Regions from separate parts of the Mus musculus genome. Here region 1 is linked to region 2. The links are chromatin loops, found by intact Hi-C in ENCODE. Cell type or tissue: left cerebral cortex. All regions are shown on one strand. Links, peaks and the distances in the headings refer to the core of each region. The heading gives the core; the rest is flanking DNA.

Evidence for each region. Hi-C counts contacts between places; a loop is a spot of excess contacts. Peaks named below come from ENCODE experiments on the same cell type or tissue, not always from the same donor. Only the 100,000 strongest peaks of a DNase experiment are listed, where the experiment ranks them.
Region 1: it touches region 2 in a loop (9-fold over the local background); 2 of 42 quality-filtered maps call a loop at or near these places.

What each region holds. Positions count from the first base shown.
Region 1 is chr8:14,915,199-14,922,776 of GRCm38, reverse strand. All of the region lies in intron 1 of Arhgef10 (Rho guanine nucleotide exchange factor (GEF) 10), which reads right to left. Among named protein-coding and RNA genes, the nearest start is that of Arhgef10, 7.3 kb to the right of the region's middle. In left cerebral cortex, for the core only: a CTCF peak has its summit at 3,769; no DNase peak of the experiment used is centred there; H3K27ac peaks cover 170 bases.
Region 2 is chr8:14,986,136-14,993,713 of GRCm38, reverse strand. It overlaps Arhgef10 (Rho guanine nucleotide exchange factor (GEF) 10), which reads right to left. Exons shown (of 29, transcript NM_172751.3): 27 at 2,480-2,654. Among named protein-coding and RNA genes, the nearest start is that of Gm35149, 6.6 kb to the left of the region's middle. In left cerebral cortex, for the core only: no CTCF peak of the experiment used is centred there; DNase peaks (open chromatin) are centred at 1,889, 3,514, 4,002 and 4,216; H3K27ac peaks cover 3,648 bases.

The sequences.
Region 1 (7,578 bases), core at 967-5,966, 71 kb after region 2:
ATATAAGTCTCTGTGTCATTACTGGAAGTTGGCGGGTCGAGAGAGTCTGGCGATACCGTCCATCGAGACCTGACATGTACTGAGACCTTGGTATAGCAGGTGCTTGCCTGGAACCCATGAGAGATGACAGAATCTATCTGAGCACTGTGGGGTGAGACACCCCATGCAGGTGGCAAGAACAAGTGCACACCTCACTGAGAGGCACCTTGGCAGGATGGACACACACACATGCACACGCACACATGCATGCAAACACACTGCTGCCTTGCTAAGCAACATCTGTGACAGATGTTCTGAGCACCTATCGCCCTGCCCGATACTTGCTGGACACCCAAGGGTTTCAACAGAAAGAACAAAGGAGTTGGTGGGGGTAGGGGGAGCCACAGGAAGCAAAGCACACAGCTGTGAGATGACCCTAGGCACCAGAGGAGACTCATTGGGACAGGGGGTGCTGTCAATGATCACACCAACCTTCCCAGAAGGGACACACGGCAGCTGGAATGAGGAGCACTCGCCTCCCTGAGCTCCCGTGACCTCACCTTGCCTTTATTCCTGGAGCCAAAGCTGGTCTAGATTACTGAGGACTCAGTTGGTCCTTTGAAAGAATGAACATAGATGAGCGGCATTCTGTGAACACGAACCCAGCCCCAAGACATGTCTACCGCAAGCCTCCTACCCTTGAGGAACAGATGAGAGCAATCAGTAAGTACTTTAAACTATACAGTCCAGAAAGAGTGGGACCAAAGGACCATAGCTCCTGGGTACCACTGAAAGTATCCGGAGGTAACCCCAGGCTGATGCTGTGATGTCAGCACGAGTAAGGAGCAGAGGCCAGCTAGAATCCAGAGTGGGCACCAGAGTCTGGGGGCTGTAAAGGCAAAGCCACCCTACATGGGTCCTGTGCATCTCTGTGCTCACTCTACTTACTGGTCTGTGAGGTAACCAATGGCAGGTGGCAAACACCCTTCCCGAAAGCAGGCAGAATGTCATTTCCCTGTCTGGAGTGTGTCTGGGAGCGGGCACACACCTACAGGGGCACTGCATGTAGGGCTGCATCCTGAGCCCAAATACTCACACTTGCAGCCATTCCTGCTGTGTGGGCTTTATGAATACGTGAAACACGTATAAGCAGAGTCCAAATGGCTCCCACCTTCCTGCTGGTATGACCAGTGCTACTGGGAAACAGCCAGTCCCCGGCTGTCAGCAAGTGCTCATCTCAACAACTGGATCAAACCGCCTGGAACTGCTCAGGTAGAGAAGCAGCTGTCTTTCAGCCAGCACTGCCCACAGCCCCCACTGTCAGCATTGCTCAATTACCAGGCTGGCACAGCCCCCTAACCTCATACATAGGCAGCACTGCCAACCAACCCGGCCAACACCACCGCTGCCGCCACTGCTGCTCGTCTGCATGGCCAGGTGTTTTCCTGCACAATCCTTTCCAGAATGTTCTTGTCCTGCAAACTGCTCCTGGGTATACTTTCACTGTCTTGGTCCCTCCCCGCTCCGAGCCCCCCCCCCCAAGTCTGTGTGTGTGTGTGTGTGTGTGTGTGTGTGTGTGTGTGTGTGTATCTTTCTCTGCTCTCAGCCTGAGACAATGGCTATGCATTCTCAGGAAGGAACTCACCTGGACTCCCTGACATGAAATATGGTGTTAAGTAATTCCTAAGAACAAGGCCCTATTCATAGGCTGATGAGACACAACTCTGGACATGTTCCAGGTGAAGGCGGCATCGAAGAGGCCACCGGTGAGAAGCAGTGACGGTTAAGGTGGCTCTGGCCAGCCAAAGCTGGGTCCATGGCTACAAGGGCACAGCTGGTGGGCCTGGTCATCTGTAAGCCTGAGGAGGTAGCCCCACTGCACAGAAGGAAACCACTGACGAATGTGACCTATGCACCAGCAAGGTACCATGCCAGCTTGTGTCTTCACTGCTGCGGTTTATGCCCTGTGCAGAGGCCCCCAAGCCTGCCTCGGGTGTCTGCATCCATTGTGCTCCCAGGATATCCTAGTCCAGCTCCCAGGGGTGGCTCCTGAATATCTTTTTTAGGGCTCAGTAAGGCACGTCACTGTATGGAGCACTAAGACTCCAAACAGACCAGCTCAGCATCCTAGGCCTTACTGCCCTCGCAAGAACCGACATGCAAGAGGGCAGAGGAGAAAGCTCTGCCAGCACCATCCGAGCTGCTGTCTGGCCTGCATTGTGTCCCTCGATGAATTCAGCAGTGTGCATTCTGCACACGGTCCCCGAGGCCCCCTGACAGAGGTACAAGTCAAAAGGGGGAGGCATGCAGGCTAGGTCCCACTGCACTTGGAGATCAGCATACCAGGACGGTGCTTTACCGTTAAACAGTACTTTTCCTTGGAGCCAGCCTGGCGGTCTGGGATGCCCTGGTGTATGCCCAAATTGTGACCACAATTGACACAAACCAACAATGTCTCAAAGACTCATGTCATCTAAACAAAACACAAACTGTATACTGTTATCTAAACATCTGTGCAGCTCTAACTGCATGTTGACTGGGCAATGCCTTTGCTAGTGTTGTTCAGGAGACTGGTCATTATGTTAAAAAAAAAATACAAAACAAAACAAAACGGCAGAATTCGTCATTCAGAGGGTAGCAGTCGCCAGACGGGCTCTGGCCATCTAAACGGACAGCCTATGCCCATGAAGGCTTCTTGGGCAGCCTCTGCAGACAAGCCTTTCCCTGGCATTCTTGAGGGTCCCTTAGAAGAGTATGCCAGCCCTTGGTTGCCCGTGGCCTGTAAGAACAGCCATGTAAGCCTAGAACTTAGACTTGCTGGACTAGTCCAAGGAGGTACAGAACAGAAATAAGAAGTTCATTACCTCAGCAGGGAACAAGCCGGATTCAAAGCAAACCATCCCAACAGGCTAGTGAGGGCCGGAAGGGACCAGAGGAGAGAAAGAGCTCCCTCGGTTGCTGCTGACCATGGGAATGCACAGTGATCCCACACATACAATTCTTCAAACTCCTGAAAATATCCGGAGCTGTGGTTCTATGCCTGCACTTATGTACTAAGGAGCCAGCAAGGAGGAGAGGGTGTCCTGGTGGCCAAATGCTTGGAGACCTCATATCTGGCTGGAGGACAGCATCCGGTCCACCAGACCAGTAAGACTTCCTTAATGGAAGGAGAGACGACGAGTACAGGTAGGCAGCGCTGCCCAAGATGGGAACCAAGAAGGGAGCTGCCCAGCATGGTGGGAAGGAGATTGCCACACTGAGAAGGCTGGAGATCTAGGGGGATGATGGTGCCTGGCGGCTGGAACTCGGAAGTAGTCAACCTGGAGTTCCTGTTCACGGCATGGTGGGCCATTTAGAACAAAGGGACCCATGAATGGTATAGGAGCAAGTTCCTCCTGGGATCTGGGAGGGGGGCTGGCCAAGGGACAGTAGCATCCCAAGATGTCTGTGTAACTCCTGACAGAAGTACCATCACGTGTTAGAGGCCATGAGTGACTGAGCTTCAGACCCTAGCTGGACAGTGTGAGGCCATGAATGACTGTCACGATGGCTGCGTAGTAATGTCCATCCTGTTTGTTTGGGTGAACTGAGACTTGTGGGTAGCCTGAGAAATGCTCTCCTCTCTGGTGGCCGTTAGCAGGGATCCCATTATGAATTAACACCATCCTGTTCCCGCCCCACCCCCTACAGTTCAACTGGGGGCAAAGTTAGGAGAAAGATGGCATTACACAGGTTAGTGGTAAGACGCCTATCCCTGCACCCCTGAAGAACGTGTCCCCTCTAGTGGCACTGCTAAGGATCTGCACCACCATCCATAAGCAAGTATCACTGCACAAAGAGCTCGGGGTACCCCCTCCTCTGCCCCTTCTGCCCATGAGGAGGAAACGCATGGGGACTCTCACATGGGATCCTTGGGACAAAGGACCTTGCTCCACAAACCAGCTGCTGACTCTCAGACACTGACCCTGCATCCTTCAGCAACCTGGGCCTAACCTGGTTATCAGAGGCTACCTCCATGCATCAACAGGCCCCATGTATCTCCCTCCCACCTGCCTCTCTTGGGTAGATCTCTGGAGGCCGCACTCTCTGCACCCTGTCATCCTTCTACCTTTTGGAAGCACAGAGTGATCCTACAAACCTGCAGCTTCAGGCCAGCTATGTGCCTAAGACTGCCTAATACCGTGACCCTCTGCCCACTCCATGTTTCAGGGAGGCAGGCAACTGTTCTTCCTAACGGGCTTCTCTCCATAAAGAACAGAACAAACCATGGAGGGTATCTCCAGTTCTCTTCTTTCTCTTAGACCCAGGTCCGAATCCATGAGCAAAGCTGTTGGTTTCGATTTCCCATCTCCCCGAAGCTGACTGACCACAAGCCAGCACTACCCACACCTGACCAGAGACTGTGATCAACCAGCTCACAATGGGCCTTCCTGCCTGCACCTCTCCACTACAGGGCCAATGCTGTCCTGCAAAAAGACAGACAGATGTGCTCAACGCCCAGCCTGACTTTCAGTTTCTTTGACTCTACACAGATACTACTCCAACCGTCTGCCAGTCATTCAGACTCAGCAAGATCGGTGCACACGTGATCTCAGAGACCCGCACAGGTTCAAGCCCCACGGGGTCCCAGTACTGAGATGAAGAAATAGACACAGGGTCCTGCCCCTAACCAAGAAGCTACTTGCAATGGGTAGCTGTTGGCAATGGGAAAAATAAGGCTTTTCCCCCTAGTGCAGTGTCACTGGGACACACCAACCGCACTGCAGAGTGAGCTCCATGGTCGGGAGTGATTGGTCAACACAGGGGTTTTGTCTGTTTGACCTTTATATTTCTTTTTTTCTTTTTTTTTTTTTTTTTTTGGCTTTTTGTTGTTGTTGTTGTGGTTTTGTTTCTCATTTGTTTTGATTTTCTTTTTCTGTTTTGAGAGACAGGAAATACAAAGTTGGGTGGGTAAGTGGGGAGAGGGAAACACACACACGCACACACACACTAATTTTAGAAAGAGCACTTGCCAAGGGCAAGTGTACAAGCTGCCGGTGAAGGTGAGCCATCTGCAAAACGTACTTCGTATGAAACTGAAAATCTCCCAAGGTAAGTTCAGGCAACCTCCTTCCCCTCCCTGTGGTCTGCAGGTCACCAAGCGTCCTATCCTCTGATGACCTTTTATGTCTAGACACAATGGAGGGTGGAAGTGGCTCTTCACAGTCCTCCCACCCCCACGGAGAACCACTGTGGAGACCACACATCCTGGAAAACACAAGTCTCTTTTCCCCTCCACAAGCACCTATGATTATTTCCCCAATTGCTTTGGTTGCTGGGCAAAACACTGCACCTTTCATTCCTTCCTGCGAAGTCATCCAAAGCCCTGCATGTCTGGACTCCATTCCAAAGCAGAGGACCTGCCCTGTCCGGGCCGGTGCCCTGGGCCCTGCCGCATTCCTCCACTTCAGACCCTGGCTTCTGGGCTGTGCATGGAGAACCGTGTTGCTCTATCAGAACCGACTGCGAGAGAGTTCAGGCTTCGGCTCTGATTGAAAAGGGGCCCGCTCTACACAGCACGGGACCATGCCACGGGAGATAGCCTCTCCCACAATGCACCACAGAACACAGCTGCAGCCAGAGCCAGAGCCCACACGAACAGTTCCCACCAGCAAAGTTTCCCTGAGGAAAGTTACCCACTGAGCTCTGCCACTCAGCTCACTGGGCTGCTTCCACCACCCCCACAACCATCCCCACCCTCACTCCACCCCCAACCCCAACCCCTACCCCATACCAACCCCACCCATACCCCTACCCCCTATCTGACCCTCACCCCCACCCCCATCCCATCCCCACCCCTGTTGACTCAAGTGCTTGACAGCAAAGCATCAATCAATGTTCCTATCATTTCTGAAGCCAGAAGGCTGGCCAGTGCCAAGAAGCAAACTGGCCAAGCCCACACAGAAAGGCTTTCTCTGCAGGGCCTCAATAGCACCCCACCCATGTGACCTCTGACCCAGTCAGACTCGGGGCCCACACACTGTGAGGACACACTCCGAGGGTTCTCACACACAAACCCAGGCTTTCAGAGATGGGGTTACTCAGCTGTGAAATCCCCTGGTCACATCCACCCTAAGTCCCCAGCGGGTCACCGTAGGGATCCAACTGGAACTAACACAGTATATAGCACAAGGCCTGGCCTTGTGGGTCAGCCCACTGCCTCACGGTGCTGACACCTGACCATTTATCCTCGACAGAGACTGGGCCTTCAATCCTGAGCTTACAGCTGTATGGTGAGCACCAAAGACCACTTCAATTCATTATTCTCATGTCCTTTAAAGAGAACCAGAAACCAAATTGAAATGGTGACTCCATTTTCCTTGGAGCAGGGATGGGGGAGCAAGGGGGTGGGGGGAGTGGGGATGGGGCATAAGTGAATGAAACAGCTACTATATGTAGCTATAGGACCTGGCTAGCTGGCACAAGCCCTAGCTTTGAATCCTAACATGGAAAAAAAAATAAAACCAAAACCAAACCAAACAAAATACAAAACAGAAAACCAAACCAAACAAGATATACATGCATTTGTTTCCTGGGCCTCTCCCATGTAAATCTTTTCTTTTTCTATTTTGTTTTGTTTCACACCGAAGCCCAGACTCACCTAGAATTCACTAACAGCTCAGGTTGGCCTCCTGTCTCTACCTCGTGGATGCTTGAATTACATGTGTGAGCTATTATACCTGACTTAATCCAGTCTTATTCATCCGCACCAATGAGACAAGACGAGGTACCAGTTCAAACATCACCTATCCATATGACTCTAGAGTCTTTAGGGCTTTATCTCAAGGCAAAAGCCCAAAGTACTTTAAAAAGAAATGCCATCAGAAGGGAGTTGTGGCTTGGTGGTAGGACACTCGCCCAGTATGGGCAAGGCCCTGGGTTCAATCCCCAGAGCTGCAAAAAGTGGTGCAGGATTTGAGGGAAACTGGGTAACACTCACCAGCCGCGCCCAGAACGAAAAGCAGAAACGGTTCCTAATGTATCACACGCCTTCAGGACAGTAGCCCCAGCAGTGAGAGTGATCTCTGAACTAGGTGTGGAAGGCCCCCCAGTTCAGGCACACTTGTCAGCACATTCGGGTGACTGTAGACATGCCTGGACCAATCAGCGCCTCATCCCTGCGCAGCGCACAGAGTCGGTCAGGCTATAACCCATGTTCTACCTTCTAGGCACACTTGTCCATGGCTCCCCTACAAGATCCTCCATATAACCATAAAGGTCTCAGTGTGCATCCAAAGCTAGTCTCAAAGTCAGCATTCTCCTGCCCCGGCCTCCCCGGTGCTGTGCTTGTGAGTACGTACGCACCACAGTACCTGATTCTGCACACTTTTTTATGTCGTATTCTACTGCCCACATCACTTCCTATATCAGAAGGTGATACATGGAAGACAAAATATTAAACCTAATAACTTGAAAAATATTCTACCTCTTCTCCCATTGTTTAGTCAAAATATAATAACAGTTGCACATCTCTAATCCCAGCGCTCGCTCAGGAGGCAGAGGCAGGTGGATCTCTGTGAGTTTAAGGCCAGCTGGTCTCCGTGATGAGCTTCAGGCCAT
Region 2 (7,578 bases), core at 1,385-6,384:
CAACGAGCTACACAGAAGCAGATCAAAATCTGTGACAGAGGGTCTCCCCCACCCCTGCTGTGTCCAACATGACTTCTATCAGTCCATCGTCCACGGCTGTGACCAAATACCTGACATTAGCAACTTAAAAGGACAAATGACTCCGGCCCATGCTTTCAGTAGTTCCATGGCTTCTATGCTGCTGGCAAGCCAGCATATGACAGAAGGGTGTGTGGAGGAAAGCTGTTCATCTCATGATAGCTGAGAAAGGTTAGGAGCTGTGTGGAGGAGTGGGGTGGGGGGCATGTGTCCAAGGCATTCCTCCAGCAACACGCCTCCTCTAACTACACCCCATTTCCTAGTTTCCTCTACCTCTCAACACCATTGAAGTATGAAGCCACCGTTGGATTAGGCCAGAGCCCTCATGGTCCAACTGTCCCTAACCTTAAACCCACAGGCTGTCAAGGGGCAGTGCTATATTCAAACCATAACACTTTCAAGAGACTCTGGCATGCCCTTTGATCGGTGAGGTGGGTGGGCCTCTGGAAAATGGAAAACAGTCCCATGAATCTGGTGGTGCCAAGGAGGGCCAGGCTTTGTAGGGAAGGTTGGGAACAGTCAATGCTTGGCCAACTGGAAGCAGAGCAGGAGGCTGAGGAGGGGCAGCCATGGCTACAGGCGAGCGGAAAGAAACACAAGAGTGCCCTGCAGTGCACCTCAGCTACAGACAGAACACTGCACACCCGAGCCGGCCGGTTAGTCAGTGTTTCCCAGTCAGCACTGGCTGCCTGCCTGGGAGGGAGGAGCCTGTACCCACACCGGGTCAGTACCAGGCAGGGGAGAGGAAGTGGGCAAGTGTGCCCTCGCACGTTCGTACGCACCCTGCTGGCCTGAGTCAGTAGCAAGGATTGCCAGTGGATCTGCTCGGAAGCCGGACAGAGGAGAGCAGCCCACAGGTCATTTTTTTTAAATTAGGTACACACCGAGGTCATGGGAAACACCAGTTAACAGAGGGTCGGCAAGATGGAGAGCCTCACAGCTGCCTCACTGTTCACCTGATGGTCTTGCTGTTCCATTGCACTGTATCATGTACGAGGATTATTTTCATAAACACACACACACTCACACACACACACACACACACACACACACACACACACACACTTCACTCACTGGCCAATGCCTCCTTCTCCCAGTCTCTGACAGAAACTGCAGGCAGATGAACACAAGGCAGCCCCCACCCTCACCCACCCACCCCTTCCCCTGCCCTCAGATGGAGGCACTGTGTGACCCCACACATTCCTGTGGTTGGTTCTCAGGATTCCAGGAACCATGGCAACCACAGCTGCTTCCCTGGAGGCCACAGGGCACCAGAGTCAGGATCTGGGCCCCAGAACAATCTAACTCCTGTCCCTTCCCATGTCAATAGAGAGTGCAGGGCATTCTCTGGCCGGATGCAAGCATGTGCTGGCGGCTGGTGACTCTGACACGGTTTCTGTCTAAGGGCGAGGACAGATGCCAACAGCAAACACCTGTCCAGATGATCCACAGAAGCATGCTGGGGGCGGGGGGCAGCCTTGATGCTGAATCACTTTTGTTTTCTAAAAATAACATGTATTTAAAAAAAAAACCCTCCATATTCCTAACGAAATAAAATAGCCTACAATTATCTAAAAAAAAAAAAAAAAAACGGTCAGCGGCCAATCCCACAGGGAAATGCTGGTCAGCAGCCCTAGATGCCTTGTGTCCTCAGGTCTCAGCAGATCTTATCAGTTGGCACCTGTCTTGCCTCTCTGCCTCCCCATCACTCCTCATGTCGGCATCATGACCCCTGAGTTGTTGTTATGCTTTTCCAAGGCGCCTGGAATGGCTTAGCAAACGCTATCCAACACATGAGTTGACAAGTGGCCACGCCCCCACGCCCATCACTTACTTTCTAACTCCGCCCATTACTGTGCTCACTGTTCCCATCTTTCTCCCACGCTCCCCCTGCAGCCTGTTAGGCAGAACCCTGTGGACAAAGGGCCAGCAAGATGCACTTGAGCCTCTCCCTACAAGACCATCCTCCCCAAATCCACCCTGGCATGGCCTCTCTCCTCTCCCTGTTCAAAGTTTTCAGTGATTCCTATTGGCCATGGATATATTTAGGACGATTTATTTTTCCCGGTCTTGCCTCTGGTGCCACTATGTGGTCCACTGTGGCCATTAATGCAGTCTTCATTATATTTGTAGACAGGATGTATACCTGTCTTTACAGGCTACATGTTCATATACATGCTCACACATGAAGCCATGCCAAGTACTACACACAGTAGCTGTGCGCCTATACACACAGGGCACATGTGAACACCCAGGGGCTATGGTCCACATTGGCTATGTGTGCCTTAGCAGCTGATGTCCCTTGAACATCTGCTGCCCTTTCCCCTTCCTTCTGAGGGACCCGGTTGCAGGCTGTATGAGGGACAAGGACATTAGAACCCTGCCTTCCTGGGGGCAGTACCTGGCAGCATGCTATGCACAGGGGCATCAATGTTGACATCCTGCAGGTGCTTCAAGGTCTCTGTGTGGAAGAGGCGGAGGGTGGACCCCGAGGTGAAGGCAATCCAGATGCCAACGCCAGCCACAGCCATGTGGGAGATGACCATCCCTTCATCTTGGTGGGCCTCCAGCTGATTCTGGGGGAATGGAGGAAATGAGGTCACACAGGGTATCGAGGGGTACAGCCAGAGTCTACAACAGTGCTGAGGGCAAAGATGCCACACGGCGGGGCTAGGCTGAGTCACTCCTGGGGATCATGGGGTCTGGGTAGAGATCAAACCCGTGACTGTCAGAGCAGTGGCCTCCGTTCACAGCCACAGAATAGCACCCGTGGGCACAACGCTCTTGAGGCTTCCCCGAGCAGGCAAGTCACTCACAGAACCCAACGCTACTTGCCTTTTATCATGGTACCTTCACAAGCTGAGAGAACAAACTCAACACAACATGAAAGGGGCTACAGGGCGAATGGCTGCTGGCTTAGATCCCTAAGGAGACCCAGCCCACTGAGCAGCACAGCCGTGGGTACCTGGGAGGAGGTCCTTCTCTCCAATCCAGATAAAGCCTGCCGCTCTCCCTCAGACGTAACAGTCCTAGGGTTGCTTCCCTTGAGCCCTGCCTGAAGCAAGCAGCCCTGCCCACAGGGCACTCATTCCCCAATGGGCACCCTCACGGCATCGTTACCGCACAAGGCCTTGCTGGCACACCTCAGCTATACGGTCATCTTGAGACCAGAGGGGGTGTAGAGGCCAAAGCCAAGCCAAGGTGCGGCGTAACAGCACCACAGAAAGTCAAGTAATTCACAGTCAGCATCAATCTTGCCTCTCTAAATCTCAACAACTTAAAATGCTCAGGGGTGGGGGTGAGGGGAGAGACGGGGACAGACATAGCTCTGTGTCCTAAGAGAACAAGGGTGCGCAGCACATGACCCATCAATCGCAGAGGCAACAGGCTTGCCAAGGTTGCAGTAACCCACACCCACACAGATGCTCCCAGAAGAGCTGGGCTGAGCTAAGCTACAGCCTGCATTAACTGTATCTCATTTCAATGGAAGATTCCAGGGTAGGAGTGGCTTTGCTTGTCTGTGGTGGCAGAACCCAGGTTAGGAGCTGTATGGGGATGTCTCCCAACCTTGTCTCCTCGGCCTGTTTTTCAGGCTGCTTGATGCTGGCACACACAAACTAGATTGATTTTTGGATATTGATCTTGTAACCTCCGACCTTGCTGAATTTTAGGTTTTCTTGTTGTTGTTGATGTTTTGTTTGATTTTTTTAATCTGCCAGTGTTGTCCCAGATTCCTTAGGGATTCTGTATTCAAGACTATAGCTTAGCAAATTCTCCTCCGTCCAACCCGACAACACCCACTCAGCCCAACCCCAGCATCTCAGGTAATAACAGTCAACTCTGTGTGGGCAGAGGAGGAGGCGGGCCCCTGAGTCCTCTTTGTGTGTTCACTTACGCTGTTGCCATGCCAACACACAGCTTCCTCTATGTGCCCTGAGACGCTAGCACTGGCCTGGCCCCCAGACTCCTCTCTGTGGGTTCATGTTGTGCACGGTCTGTCTGATGTTCACTGGACGGCCCTGGGGACAGTCTTCCTAGATGCCTTCGCACGGAGAATGGACTCTGTGGCCGGCACTGCCACCCCCACAGGGGCTGTCTGCTTCACTCTGGAGCTCAGGCTGGGTACAGGGACACTTCCTGGGATGCTGAAGAAGGCTGCTGCCCACTAGTCTCGGTGCTGGCATGGTCTTCAGGGTTCTGAGATGCACACCCGTCCACCCACACACACCCTGCACAGTCAGGCATCACTGGAGGAGGAAGTCTGGATCGACAGACACCTCTGCTTCCTGCGTAACTCTGGCCTTAGCACATTGGGTAGATCACTGCGATTGAACTCAGGTCACAAAGAAGCAGGGACCTTCCACGTAGAGCTTGTAATCCAGACACAAGGAATGCACGTCCCCTGCCCAGGACCCTGCCCCTGAGGCAGCTGGGGTGCCTTGGTGGGGGTGCAGGGGGGGGGCTGTGATCCAGTGCCAGGGACTGGAGAAAGAGGTGGCTCTGAATCTCATGCCTGGTCCAAGCAAGGGACGTGGGGTCAGCGGAGGGTCAGACTGCTCTGTGTACTGTTCTCATGACACAGCTAAGCTCATACCTGCCCAGCTCTGGAAATTAGCATCACTTCCTCATTGCAGTTACTCTGTGGAGGTCAAGGCAGGACAGTTTGCCTTGCATTACCGGGTTTCTGTAAGTGCTGAACTGAAGGAGCCTTCCCTTCCCACCCGTTGTCCTGTGCTCTCGGAGGGTGCAGAACTGTCTGCAGGGATAGATGGTCCTCTGCGCATTTGGGGGCACAAATCTTGATCAGGGCTGCCCGTCATTTGAGTTCAGGGTGGAACAGTGACTGCCCCAGGGAACCTGCGGAAGCTGAGTCACAGGACTTTCAGGGAGGCTTGAGAAAGCAGAGCAAGAAACCGGAGGATCAAACAGCGGGTCCCTCCTTCCTCTCCATGTCACACACCTACCCAGCCTTCCCCGGAAGCACATGTGGCCAGCTGCAGCTCCAGGGTCTCCAGTCCCCAGCAACCTTCTCAAGCACTTGATGGAGTGGCAGGGTCATCTTCCAAGAAAGCACATTTCATAACACCTGGTCGGTATCTAGGGTCTCTGGATGCTCAATATCACATGGAAAGTGGGCGATGTGACGTCTGCATCAGGGCCTTAAGGACCAAGGCGCTAGCTCCAGCAGACTTGGCTGTTCCCATCTCTGCCTGCAGACCAGGAAGCTGGGAGGAAGCCCAGACCTCTTGCCCTGGATCCCATACACTGGGCTGAGAGATCTAGGTTCCTGCTACTGTGGGGTCCTCCTGGCCCTGTCAGACCCGCTCTGCCCTCTCACTTGGTCATCACTTGGTCCACACTTCAACCTGAGGACTACAGTTCCTCCTGGAGTCACATCACTATGACACTCTCTGTATCCCTTCCCATGCCTTCCTTGTGAACTCTGCTTATCTTTATGGAAGTGGTGACAAGGCCCTATGGTTTGCTTTTTGCAACCATAACCATATACACAGACTCAGGGCAGATACAGTGATTGGACATTACAAGGCCAGTTCTGACCTGGGCATGGCTTTACCATGCCTGCTGAGGGCTGGGCAGAATGGAGTCACCAGAGCTCCACAGCACCCGACACTGTCCCGTGGCTGGGCACAATGCCAGGGTCTGCTCTACGGTACATGGTACTTGGCAGGTACACAGCAGTATGTACTGGTGCTGGATGAAGGACCAGGGCAGCATTGGTTCAGCTCTGTGATCCTGGGCATGGATCCCCTAAGTCTGGTGTCCTGTTTGAAAGCAGGGACACAGGCCCAGGGCCTGTTCCTTCCCTCCCTGCGAAACAGTTTCTGAGCATGCCTCAGAGGTCACAGGGATGCGGGGATGGATGGGTGGAGCCCTGGCCGGTGCTGCTCTGTTAACTGTCACAGGATGACCGTGGCTGAAGACTACTTCGGGGTTGCTGTATTCTTGTCCTGGCTGTTCATCCTGTCTGTCCCTTTATCCCTTTTCTTCTATCCACCTGAGTCTAGTAAAAAGCACCATAAATGGTGGAAACTCAAGAGCAAGGAAAGCAGCCTTCAGTTAAGCTTCTCCAGTAATGATGCCATAACTGTGCCCCATGGCTCTAGGAAAACAGCTGGGAAGTTAGCATCTACTGGAACCCCAGAACACCAGCCTGTTCATAAACTTAGATTGCTTTAGACTGGTATTAGTTTTTTGAGATTAGATTTTTAAACACACACACACACACACACACACACACACACTCAAAGGTAAGAAGGAAAGCTAACACGCAGCTGGGAAAGAGAAAAGATGGCAAGGGGCTGGAGAGACGCTCAAGGATTAAGATCACATACCACTCTTGCAGACAACCAAAGTTTGCCTCCTAAGCTCCCAAGTTTGGTTGCTCACAGGGGCCCGTAACTTCAGCTGCAGAGGGTCTAACACCCTTTTTGGCCTTTGTGAGCACCTGCACGTGCACACACACACACACACACACACTCACAGAAATAACATGTAGAGAATAGAGTTCCTCCCTACGTGACAGTCAGCATAGGAACCGCCCTCATGCTTGGCAGGAGGCAGACCTGTCCTTTGGGAGGCATTCTGACCCAGGCTGCCAGGTTAGAGACCCCAGACCCAGGATGCCCTGGCCTATGAGCCTTCCTGTTCAGCCCTGCAGCAGCTGTGAGGATGCCTCGCCCTCAGGGCCTCCTCCCTAATGGCTCCCAGTGCTCCCCACCCTGCACGACCCAGGCTTAGCCGTAGGCTCACAGTCTGTGCAGGAAGGCAGCTGGCTCCCCCCAGCAGCAGCACCCCCGCCCCAGCTGGGTGAACACGGGTTGAGATCCCGGGCTGCACCCACATCTCAGCTGTGGCTGCCCACAAAACAGGAACAGCATGAATCTCGTTTTCCCAGAAAAGCAGGTTTTGCTTCTCTCTATAAATGTGTCTAGTTATTTTGGGGCTAAAATATTGCACAGAGGGGACTGGTACTTGGATCTGAATGCTCTACTCGCTGAGCCTTGGAAATCTCCAGCACTGAGCCTCTCTACAGCGTGTGGCATAATAAAGCAGGCAGGGAATGCTACCTTATCTTGGTTGCTTTCAGAGGAAGGCTGCAGAGAGCATCCCCTAGCACTTTTGGTTTTAGTTTACTATAGTAATATGAATAACAGTGATGATGGTGAGGAAGAGGAGGAAGAGGAGGAGGAGGATATAATGTTGCCATTTGGGGAAAAACATCTTAAGATAGTGTTACTATGTCTCAGTATAAAACTAACAAATCACTACTCTGGCTCTTGGATATTTCTTTAAGCAAGATTTCATCCTGATGAAACAGGGCAGCTGGGGTTCCGCTGGGCTCCAGTGTGCTGTGCTGGATGTGGTGGGCGTTTCCCATCACCAACAAAGCAGCCCCTGACTTAGATGAGCATCCTGTGACACTCAGCTGGGCTAGTTTAGACACAGAACCAACGAGGTGAGGACTGCTAGTCGTCAGAT